2 separate regions of the Homo sapiens genome follow, and region 2 is linked to region 1. A link is an interaction called in ENCODE POLR2A ChIA-PET data of the cell type or tissue named here. Cell type or tissue: HepG2. All regions are shown on one strand. Each heading gives the region's core, and the rest is flanking DNA. Links, peaks and the distances in the headings are about the cores only.

What was found. ChIA-PET counts read pairs that join two places held together with the same protein. Peaks named below come from ENCODE experiments on the same cell type or tissue, not always from the same donor. Only the 100,000 strongest peaks of a DNase experiment are listed, where the experiment ranks them.
Region 2: POLR2A ChIA-PET joins it to region 1 with 5 read pairs; 2 of 35 experiments call an interaction of 5 or more read pairs at or near these places.

What each region holds. Positions count from the first base shown.
Region 1 is chr17:18,345,687-18,351,939 of GRCh38, forward strand. It overlaps SHMT1 (serine hydroxymethyltransferase 1), which reads right to left. Exons shown (of 12, transcript NM_004169.5): 4 at 2,639-2,754; 5 at 1,810-1,970. Among named protein-coding and RNA genes, the nearest start is that of MIR6778, 7.9 kb to the left of the region's middle. In HepG2, for the core only: no CTCF peak of the experiment used is centred there; no DNase peak of the experiment used is centred there.
Region 2 is chr17:18,135,698-18,140,697 of GRCh38, forward strand. It overlaps MYO15A (myosin XVA), which reads left to right. Exons shown (of 66, transcript NM_016239.4): 13 at 14-127; 14 at 720-778; 15 at 866-989; 16 at 1,887-1,982; 17 at 2,418-2,549; 18 at 3,114-3,239; 19 at 3,837-3,914; 20 at 4,820-4,968. Among named protein-coding and RNA genes, the nearest start is that of MYO15A, 29 kb to the left of the region's middle. RefSeq lists enhancers at 1-413, 414-1,407. In HepG2, for the core only: a CTCF peak has its summit at 4,429 (motif pointing right); DNase peaks (open chromatin) are centred at 2,814 and 4,464.

The DNA.
Region 1 (6,253 bases), core at 747-5,746:
TTATTTTTTTTGAGATGGAGTTTCACTCTTGTCGCCCACTCTGGAGTGCAATGGAGCAATCTTGGCTCACTGCAACCTCCGCCTCCCAGGTTCAAGCAATTATCCCTCCTCAGCCTCCTGAGTAGCTGGAACTACGGGTGTGCACCACCACACCTGAGGAATTTTTTGTATTTTTAGTAGAGACAGGGTTTGAACATGTTGGCCAGGCTGGTCTCGAACTCCTGACCTCAGGTGATCTGCCCACCTCAGCTTCCCAAAGTGCTGTGATTACAGGTGTGAGCCACCGAGCCCAGCCAAGACAAACTATTTTGTTACTATTGTGACATGTTTCAAAATCTAGCTTCAAGGCTGGCCTTGGCCAATGAGGAGATCTGTGACTGCAAACACCTAGGTGTTCTGTGAAAAGAAATGACTGCAAAAAAGAGCACACGTGCAATCACCAGCACTGAGACAAAGGCTGAGTACACACAGAACCATGGACAGCATGCACCCAAGACCATGCAATGCCAGCCAAGCAGAAGGATGCAGTGCTACCTTTTTTCATGGTAACAAACATGAAACTAAGCAGGAATGGCACATTTATTAATAAAGAACATGAAAAGATGGTTCCGGGACACTAGAAAGAATCACCAACACTGGACACTAAAAGAAAAAGCAAGTTACCTCTTCTTCCCATTATCCTTCGTTTTTATAGATAAATCACCATGCCTGAATAAGCCCACACATCTTACAGGCATTTTTTGACCCAACTGTTTATACAGACGGGTCCCACGAAAAACAAGTATTTGCCTGGGGCCCTGCACACCCTAGAGGCAGCACTTGGCACTGGTTCTGATGGTGTTGGTTCCACTGCTGGGCTGGCTGCGTTATCAGGTATGTGCAGTGGGGTGGCAATGGCAATGGGGTGTACACCTGAGCCATACAGGTGCTCCTCAACTTATGGGGTTACATTCCAATAAGCTCATCATTAAGCTGAAAATATCATAAAGTCAAAAATGCATGTAATATACCTAACCTACCAAACATCACAACCTAGTCTGGCCTACCTTAAACATGCTGAGGACACTGTGGTACCCTCCACTGGGCAAGATAGTCAAACACAAACCTTATTTTATAATACGGTGTTGACTATCTCATGTAATCTACTGAATACTGTACTGAAACTGAAAAGCAGAATGGTCGTATGGGGGGCTTGAAGTACAGCTAATAACGCATGTCACTTTTGCACTATCCTAAAGTTGAACGCCCTAAGTCAAACCACTGTCTGTTCCTCTGTAGCCACTATACACAGGCAGGGGCTAGCCCTAACGTGGCCATGGAGGACTGTGGCTGTGGATGGTGCCGGGCTGCTGGTTTTGGTGCTGGAGCTGGGGACGTTGCCATGCCTGTAGCTACTGCATCCTTGTGCTGCTGCTGGCCCACAGGGGCTCCGAGCAGAGATGTCACCAGGCGAGGGCAGAGCTGCAGAGGTGGTGGCTGTTGCTGGGGTCCAACTGTAGTGACCTGGTTGCTATTCCCCAGGGTTGCTATTCCAAGCAGTTGCCACTGCCCCTGCCACATCTGAACTCTCCTCAGTAGTTGCCTCCCTCACTGGTTTCCCTGTGGCCTCAGCTCAGACCCTCGTCTCTCCATCCCAGCTGCCCCAGCGGGTCCTGAAAACCTGAGGAGTCCCCGCTGCAAGGAAATTAAAAACGGTGCGAGGTGGGGACTTCCTGTAGTGACACATAAACCAAACTTACCCCTGCAGGCACAGCCAAGCATCAGAGGTTTCCCAAGGAAATAAAAGCTAGGAGAGAAACACATGCTTACCTTGTAGGGCATAGATTCAAAGAAGATGGACGTGGCAGAGATTTTCTTCTTGTCTGTCATGAACCCATGGGTCAGGTGGCCCCCATCCGGAAGGTCCAGGCCCATGATGCGCCCATGGGGTTCCACCAGGGCAGTGTACACAGCAAAGTTTGCAGGGGAGCCTGAAACGAGTGGACCAGAGGAGACATGATTATTTCTAACTGAGGTACCAAGTGGCATCCGGGACCTTGGCCACTAAGCCTTCACCCAGGAGTGGCGAGAACAGGCCTTGTACCTTCCCTGAGCTCCAGGAGGTGCCCCTTCACCACCAGCCTTGAGAGGTGAAGTTCAGAGAGAGGGCACTGCCTGGGAGGGGGTATAGAGCTGGGAGCCCAAGGGTAATGCAGAGGGATGCGTGACTTATCTTTTATTTATGGCAGTTTTTTTTTTTTTTTTTTTTGAGATGGAGTTTCGCTCTTGTTGCCCAGGCTGGAATGCAATGGCGCCATCTCGGCAGCTCACTGCAACCTCCGCCTCCCAGGTTCAAGCAATTCTCCTGCCTCAGGCTCCGAGTAGCTGGGATTACAGGCATGTGCCACTACACCCAGCTAATTTTTGTATTTTTAGTGGAGACCGGGTTTCTCCATGTTGGTCAGGCTGGTCTTGAACTGCCGGCCTCAGGTGGTCTGCCTGCCTCCGCCTCCCAAAGTGCTGGGATTACAGGCGTGAGCCACTGGGCCCGGCCTATGGCAGTCCATGGCAGTCCATCTTAGGACTCTTCTTGGTGCATGTCGGCCCTGGGGGATGCACATGAAGAGGCTGCACCAGGCCATATGGATGAGACAAGCACCTGAGTAGGGCTGGACGTTGACCCCCCAGCACTGTGGGTCCAGCTTATAGGCCTGCAGGGCTCGCTTCTGACAGAGGGTCTCCAGTTCATCAATAAACTCAGTCCCGCCATAGTATCTGTGGGAGAAGAGCAGGAGACTTAGATCCACTCAGACCCAGAAAGTCTGTGCTTCACAGAGGCCAAAGAAGCTTAGGGGTGGGACAGTGAAACTAAAGTGGAGAGAAGTAATGAGAAGAGCTTGTTAACATGCAGATGCTGAAGCCAGCATGATCAAGTGTTCCACCAATGCCTCTGGAATCTACAGTCAAGAGACCAAACCAGCTGTGCAACTTGGAGCAAATATCTCATCTATAAAAAGAGGGGGTTTTGGCTGGGAGAGGTGGCTTATACCTATAATCCCAGCACTTTGAGGAGCCAAGGCAGGAGGATTGCTTGAGCCCAGGAGTTCGAGACCAGCCTGGGCAATACAGCAATATCCCCATCTCTACAAAAAATTTCAAAAAATTAGCCAGGTGTTGTGGTGTGTGCCCATAGTCCCAGCTACTTGGGAGGCTGAGAAGGGAAGATTCACTTTGGCCCAGGAGGTAAAGGCTGCAGTGAGCTGTGATCACGCCACTGGACTCCAGCCTGGACCCTGTCTCAAAAAAAAAAAAGAAAAGAAAAAGAAAAAAAAAAGGAAAGAAATCCTATCACATGCTATTAATACAACAGGGATGAGCCTGAGAACATTATGCTAAGTGAAACAAACCAGTCACCACAAGACAAGCACTGTATGATTCAACTTTTATGAGGTCCCTAAAGTAGTCAAGCTTAGGCTGGGCATGGTGGCTCACGCCTGTAATCCCAGCACTTTGGGAGGCCGAGGTGGGCAGATCACCTGAGGTCAGGAGTTCCAGACCAGCCTGGCCAATATGGTGAAACCCCGTCTCTACTAAAAATACAAAAATTAGCCGGGAGTGGTGGCGGGTGACTGTAATCCCAGCTGCTCGGGAGGCTGAGGCAGGAGAATCTCTTGAACCCAGGAGGTGGAGGTTGCAGTGAGCCGAGATCGCCCCACTGCACTCCAGCCTGGGCATCCCAGCAAGACTCAGTCTCAAAAAAAAATTTAAAGTAACTACATGCAGTGGCTCATGTCTGTAATCTCAGAGATTTGGAAGGCTGAGGTGGGAGAACTGCTTGAGGCCAGGAGTTCAAGACCAGCTAGGCAACATAGTGAGATCTCAGCTCTACAAAAAATTTTACAAATGAGCTAAGTATAGTGGCTTGCACCTATAGTCCTAGTTACTTGGAAGGCTGAGGTGGGAGGATCACTTGAACCCAGGAGTTGGAGATTGCAGTGAGCTTTGATTGTACCACTGCACTACAGCTGGAGCAACACAGTGAGACCCTAACTCTAAAAAAAATAAATAGGCCGGGCCCGGCGTAGTGGCTCACATTTGTAATCTCAGCACTTTGGGAGGCCGAAGTGGGCGGATCACCTGACGTCAGGAGTTCGAGACCAGCCTGACCAACATGGAGAAACCCCATCTCTCCTAAAAATACAAAATTAGCCAGGCGTGGTGGTGCACGCCTGTATTCCCAGCTATTGAGGAGGCTGAGGTAGGAGAATTGCTTGAACCTGGGAGGCGGAGGTTGCGGTGAGCCGAGATTGTACCATTGCACTCCACCCTGGGCAACAAGAGCAAAACTCTGTCTCAAAAAAATAAAAATAGATAAAAAATAGGCCGGGCACGGTGGCTCACGCCTGTAATCCCAGCACTTTCGGAGGCCGAGGCGGGCGGATCACGAGGTCAGGAGATGGAGACCATCCTGGCTAACATGGTGAAACCCCGTCTCTACTAAAAAATATATAAAAAATTAGCCGGGTGTGGTGGCGGGCGCCTGTAGTCCCAGCTACTCGGGAGGCTGAGGCAGGAGAATGGCGTGAACCCGGGAGGTGGAGCTTGTAGTGAGCCGAGATCGTGCCACTGCGCTCCAGCCTGGGCGACAGAGTGAGACTCCGTCTCAAAATAAATAAATAAATAAATAAAAAATAAATAGGCCAGATGTGGTTGTTCACACCTGTAATCCTAGTAATATGGAAGGCTCAGGTGGGAAGACTGCTTGAGGCCAGGAGTTTGAAACCAGCCTGGGCAACACAGCAAGACCTCATGTCTATTAAAAATTAGCCTGGTGTGGTGGCACGCACCTGTGGTCCTAGCTACAGAGAGGCTGAGGCAGGAGGATTGCTTGAGCCCAAGAGTTTGAGGCTGCAATGAGACGAGATTGCACCACTGCACTCCAGCCTGGGCAAGACAACGAGACCTTGTCATTCATTTATTCACACATACATAACATTTTGTTTTAAACCCAGAACTTTGTTTTTAGGTTTGTATCAAGCAAAGTCATTAACGTTAGGTCAACACTGTTTTCTTTTTTTTTTTTCTGAGATGGAGTCTTGCTCTGTCTCCCAGGCTGGAGTGCAGTGGTGCGATCTCGGCTCACTGCAACCTCCGCCTCCCAAGTTCAAGCGATTCTCCTACCTCAGCCTCCAGAGTAGCTGGGATTACAGGCACGCACCTCCACACCCAGCTAATTTTTGTATTTTTAGTAGAGACAGGGTTTCGACATGTTGGCCAGGCTGGTCTCAAACTCCTGACCTCAGGTGATCCACCTGCCTCAGCCTCCCGAAGTGCTGGGATTACAGGTGTGAACCACCACGCCTTGCCTATTGTTTTCAAATATTGCCTTTGATTTTAAATAATGTTCCAAAGGTAGATTAATATTAAATTATATTAACAAAATATAATGAAAACATGTAATAATTACCTTTTATTTTTATTTTTATTATTTTTTTGAGACGGAATCTCACTGTCACCCAGGCTGGAGTGCAGTGGCGCGATCTCGGCTCACTGCAAACTCCACCTCCCAGGTTCACACCATTCTCCTGCCTTAGCCTCCCGAGTAGCTGGGACTACAGGCGCCAGCCACCACACCTGGCTAATTTTTTTGTATTTTTTTTTAGTAGAGATGGGGTTTACACCGTATTAGCCAGGATGGTCTCGATCTCCTGACCTCATGATCCACCCAGCTCGGCCTCCTAAAGTGCTGGAATTACAGGCATGAGCCACCACGCCCAGCCAATAATTACCTTTTAAAAGAGCCCTTTAATTGGCTGGGCACAGTGGCTCACGCCTGTAATCCCAACACTTTGGGAGACAGAGGCAGGCGGATCATGAGGTCAGGAGATCGAGACCAGCCTGGCTAACACGGTGAAACCCCGTCTCTACTAAAAATACAAAAAATAAATAAATAAATAAGTTAGTCGGGTGTGGTGGCACGTGCCTATAGTCCCAGCTACTTGGGAGGCTGAGGCAAGAGAATCGCTTGAACCTGGGAGGTGGAGGCTGCAGTGAGCCGAGATTGTGCCACTGCACTCCAGCCTCGTGACAGAGCGATACTCCGTGTAAAAAAAAAACAACAAGCCCTTTAACATGAATAAACGATGTAATTACACTTCTATTTAAGTTGTGGTTTTTCGGGGTTTTTTTTAAATTTAGAAACAGGGTCTCATTCTGTCACCCCAGCTGGAGTGCATTGGCAAAATCATAGCTCACTGCAGCCTTTGATCTCCTG
Region 2 (5,000 bases), core at 1-5,000, 210 kb before region 1:
GTATTTTGCATAGACGGATGCACAGGAGGTGGCCTCAGTGGTGAGTGCCCGAGAGATCCAGGCCGTGGCAGAGCTGCTGCAGATCTCCCCTGAGGGCCTGCAGAAGGCCATCACCTTCAAAGTGACCGTGAGTCTGTGGGCATCTGGCCTTCGAACAAAGCTTTCTACCAGGGCCTGGACAGAGCTGCTTGTGCCGATCCTTTGTGGGCAGCCTCTCCCTCTCTCCTGCTCTCTCTGTCCCTGGGTCAGGCATGGAGGGGAGTAATTTCAGACCCCAGAGACATTTCAGATTCCAGTCTCAGACTGTTGCATAGGCTGTTTCCTCTACCCGGAATGCTCTTCCTCTTTTCACACCTACTCATCCTTTAAGACCCTATCCAGGTATCCCCTCCTCTAAGAAGCCTTCCCTAATCTTTGGACGGGTCAGTGCCTCCTCTGGTCTTTCACAGTCCTAGGCCCATTCTCCCTTCCCAGGGTTGATCTCATTGTATCTGCTGATGCCTCTGTCTCCCCCATTAGACCTGCAGTCCCCACTACTACCAGCATTTCCAGGCAGAGTCAGAGTGGGGGCAGGGGTGGTCCTGCCTAGTCTCTGTGTGCACAGTCACAACATCCCTCCAGCCTCCCTTCTCCATGATCCCACTCCCTTAGTCCCCTGGGGGCTTTCCGGAGGCAGAGTGGCCAGCCTGATGTCACTCAAGGGCTGTGCCCGTCCCTAGGAGACAATGCGAGAGAAGATCTTCACGCCCCTAACTGTGGAGAGCGCTGTGGATGCCAGGTGAGGCCACGCCCTCCCCTGCCTGAGCCCCGAGGCCCAGCACCCCACCACGGTGTCCTGCTCACACCAGCACCACCTCTGCTCCAGGGACGCCATCGCCAAGGTCTTGTATGCACTGCTGTTCAGCTGGCTCATCACCAGGGTCAACGCGCTGGTGTCCCCAAGGCAGGACACACTGTCCATCGCCATCCTGGACATCTATGGTTTCGAGGTGGGGCCGTGTAGGAGGCTGAGGGGCGGGGGACATAGGCAAGGTCTCGCCTCCCTCAGGCGTCTCGGGCTGCCCTTCCCATCCCTTTCTGTGCCTGCAGCAGGTGCCATCCTCCCTTCATGGACCCCTCCCTGTCACCATCTCCCTTGTCTCCTTCCATTTTCTTTACTCACCACAAGTACTCCCAAGGCCTCTGGGCCAGGCCCTGTGCTGGGCAATACCAGCTGCCCAGAAAGGACCAGCCAGGGCCCTGCCCTTGGGGAGCTTCCAGGTGAGGCTGGGTGGGGAAGGCTTCCTGGATGAGGATGAGACACTCCTGAGACCCAGCAAAGGCACTGTAGGTGCAGGGAACAGAATATGCAAGGGCTGGGAGGGGTGGCGGGTCATGAGGTCTGGGACTGGACTTCGTGTGTTGGGGGGTGACTGTTTTGTGAGTGCACAGCAAAGGAAGTGGTGAGGGACAGGGCAAGATCACCATGCAGCCATCACAGGCACTCACGTGGCACCTGTTATGTGCCAGGTGCTGTTTAAAGCACTTTGTTAATTCACTTCATCCTTACAGCAACCCTATGAGGCAGGTACTGTCAGTATCCTCATTTTACAGATGGGGAAACTGAGGCATGGGGCTGTTATTCAAGGTTATGTAGCTAGAAAATGGCAGAGCCAGCATTTGAACCCAGGCAGAAGGCCCCAGAGCCTTGGCCTTCAGGCACTGCCTGTGCTGTCAGGACAGAGCCTGTCAGATTCTGTCCTGGGTGCAGCAGGAGCTGTGGAGGGTTGTGAGCTGAGGGCCTGTGGCTGAGCTCCAGCTTTTTGAAGTTGCCACCAGGGAAGGTAGGGGCAAACAGGCTGGTGGCCAAGGAAGGACCAGTCCCAGCACCCCCATCCACCTGGCAGGACCTGAGCTTCAACAGCTTTGAGCAGCTGTGTATTAACTACGCAAACGAGAACCTTCAGTACCTTTTCAACAAGATCGTCTTCCAGGAGGAGCAGGTGTGTGGGCCCCATTAATACTCCTGTCCCTGTCTTGACTGGCCAGTGGACCTCCTTGGAGACAGATGAGGATATACTGGTTGTTTAAGGGCAATTCTGACATCAGTAGACAGTAGAGGGAAAGGCATTCTAAGCTGGGGACCAGCCCATGGGAAGGCCTCTGTTCTGGAGGGAAAGGTGCTGAGGTGCTGTGCTCAGAGAGGAGTCCCCTTGGTGGGGGTCCTTCTTCTCCTCTACTGGGCTGTCCCAGGCAGAGGGAGCAGCAGGACCCTGAGTTGGCTCATGCTGCCTTATTAGGGGGTGAGCTCCCTGTTCTGGGAGGTATGCAAGCAGAGGTGCTGCTGGCCAGGCTCCTTCAGATTCAACATGGGAGGGAGGGTGGGTGGGCCCTGGACAGGGATGGGAGGTTGAGCTCCTGCTGCCCACTGCCTGCAGGAGGAGTACATCCGTGAGCAGATAGACTGGCAGGAGATCACCTTTGCTGACAACCAGCCCTGCATCAACCTCATCTCACTGAAGCCTTATGGCATCCTGCGGATCCTTGACGACCAGTGTTGCTTTCCCCAGGTGAGCCGCAGGCACTGTGTGAGCCTAGTCAGGTCACAGATCTCTCAGCCTCATGTCCTCATCCCACCCTGACTCCTTCATTCCTCTCTGCTCTGGCCTGAGTCAGGCAGTGGGGGGTTGGGACACCCGACCTACTATTCACAACCTGGGGTGATTGAGGCCAGATGGGCCGCTGTGGGTGTTCAGAAGAGAGGCTACACCAGTCTGGAAAGCCACAGAAGGTTTCCTGGAGTAGGTAACCTTGGAATTGGGCCTCAAATCCTGATTGCAAAACACAAGGGTGGAATGGCAGTGAGATCAATAGAGTGCAAAGGCAGTTGGCCTGGAGGGGAGGCAGTTAGGAGCTCACCCAGCTACACCTATCTTCAAGGGACCACTCAGGCCTCCAGTGCCTAGCTAAGGCACTCGCCTTCTGACCCAGGGAGATGGGCAGCCATGGGAAGCTGTGAGTTGTTCCTCTCTGGTGCTCAGTTGGGAGCAGTCGGGGATAGTGAGGTTGCCACCAGGCCAGGAACAGGGTGTCCAGGCCTCCTGCCCACCCACTGATCCCTAAATTGCCCCCAGGCTACAGACCACACCTTCCTACAGAAGTGCCACTACCATCATGGCGCCAACCCGCTCTATTCCAAACCCAAGATGCCGCTGCCTGAGTTCACCATCAAGCACTATGCAGGCAAGGTCACCTACCAGGTGAGCCCTAAGACAGTCGGCCTGGACGCTGGTGCTGCAGTGCTGCTAGCTGTTGGAGACACAGAAGCACAACACTGGCCCCAGACATTCACAGCCAGGTCCAATTCTGGCTCTGCTGTGCCCCAGCTCTGTGACCTTGAGCAAATTGCTTAGCCAGTCTGAGCCTCAGTTCTCTCACTTGGAAAATGGGGTAATAATAGTGCCCAACTCATGGGGCAGGTGTGAAAAATGTAGGGTGGGTTTGATAAAGAGTAGCTCATCAATAGTGACATCACTATGGTCACCCTCATCACTATTATCTGAGGCACATTCCTGCCCTGGAGGTGTCTCAGGCTAGGATTCCATGCCTCTGTCCCCATCCGGGCCTTACTTTTCTCATCTGTAGAATGGGCACAGGACAATGTCCTTCACTGAGGGTGAGGCCAAGACCCAGGTTGGTCATGAGAAGCCATGGCGAATGCTCCCCTCCCCCAGGAGTAGGGAGAATGGTGGGGGCTGGAGGGGTGGGGACCATAGAAGTGAGGAGGATCCAGTCCCTCCTAGGATAGACAGAGAGACAGAGGCCAGGATTACCCAGGCCATTGTTCCCCTTTTCAGGTGCACAAGTTCCTGGACAAGAACCACGACCAAGTGCGCCAGGATGTGCTGGACCTGTTCGTACGGAGCCGGACACGGGTAAGCCTCGCCTCCCACCGCTCTGGCCCTGCCCCCAGGCATGTCCCCACCCCCACACCCAGCCTGCCTTCAGGCCTGGGACCGTGTTGCCACGTCCTGGCTCCGCTTAGCTTTGGCCAGACAAAGACAAGGGTGGCCTGGACACCCTGTTCCTGGCCTGTTCCCACCTAGCTTGGCTCCGCCCTAAACCTAGCGCCTCATCCTGATCCTGTCCTCTGGCTCCCCACAGCCCCAGTGGCTAGACTCTGGCCCCGCTCCCAGTTCTAACCCTGTACCCCACCAGCTGTGGCCTTGCCCTGTACTTACCCCACTCTGGGCCCCACCCCATTCCCTGGCCCATTCTTTCCTGGCTTCTTGCCAGACCTGTTCCCCCAGTCCCACCTCCTGGTGTTCTCAGTTTCTCCCACCCCACCCATAAGGCCCCGGGGAAGAGCTTGGGGGACCAACTTTGGGTTCCTTGAAGGCTTGGGGAGGCCCTGCATCCCAGCTACACTACGGCCAGCAGATGGCCCTATGACAGAGCACAGGCCTGGTAACATCACCTCCCCTATCTGGCCCTCCGCTTCCTCCTGTCAACTGGGCAACCTCCTCATGAGGTCATAGCCAGAGTTCACAACCATGTATCTAACAGGCCACCCTGGGGCCAGGCACACAGTCAGTAACTGTGTGTTCCTTAGACTGAAGGGGAAAAAGCCAGTTATGGGATGGATCCCTTGGAAGATGCTGAGCCCCACCTGTTTTGAGAAGCATGCAAGCCAGGATGACAGAGGCCTTGCAGAGAGAACAGGGGTCCAGTTAGTCTTCAGATCCCCCTGGTCCGGAGATTTACTCCTGCTCTCTCTTCCTCCTCATTTCGGTCTCCCGGACCCTGCCTGTCTGTTTTCCCTGCCCCGACCCCTGCCCAGGTGGTGGCACACCTCTTCTCCAGCCATGCCCCACAGGCTGCCCCTCAGCGCCTGGGCAAGAGCAGCTCCGTCACTCGGCTCTACAAGGCGCACACTGTGGCCGCCAAGTTCCAGCAGTCACTCCTGGATCTGGTGGAAAAGATGGAGAGGTGGGGTGGGGGGCAGGTGGGCGGAGCACCCA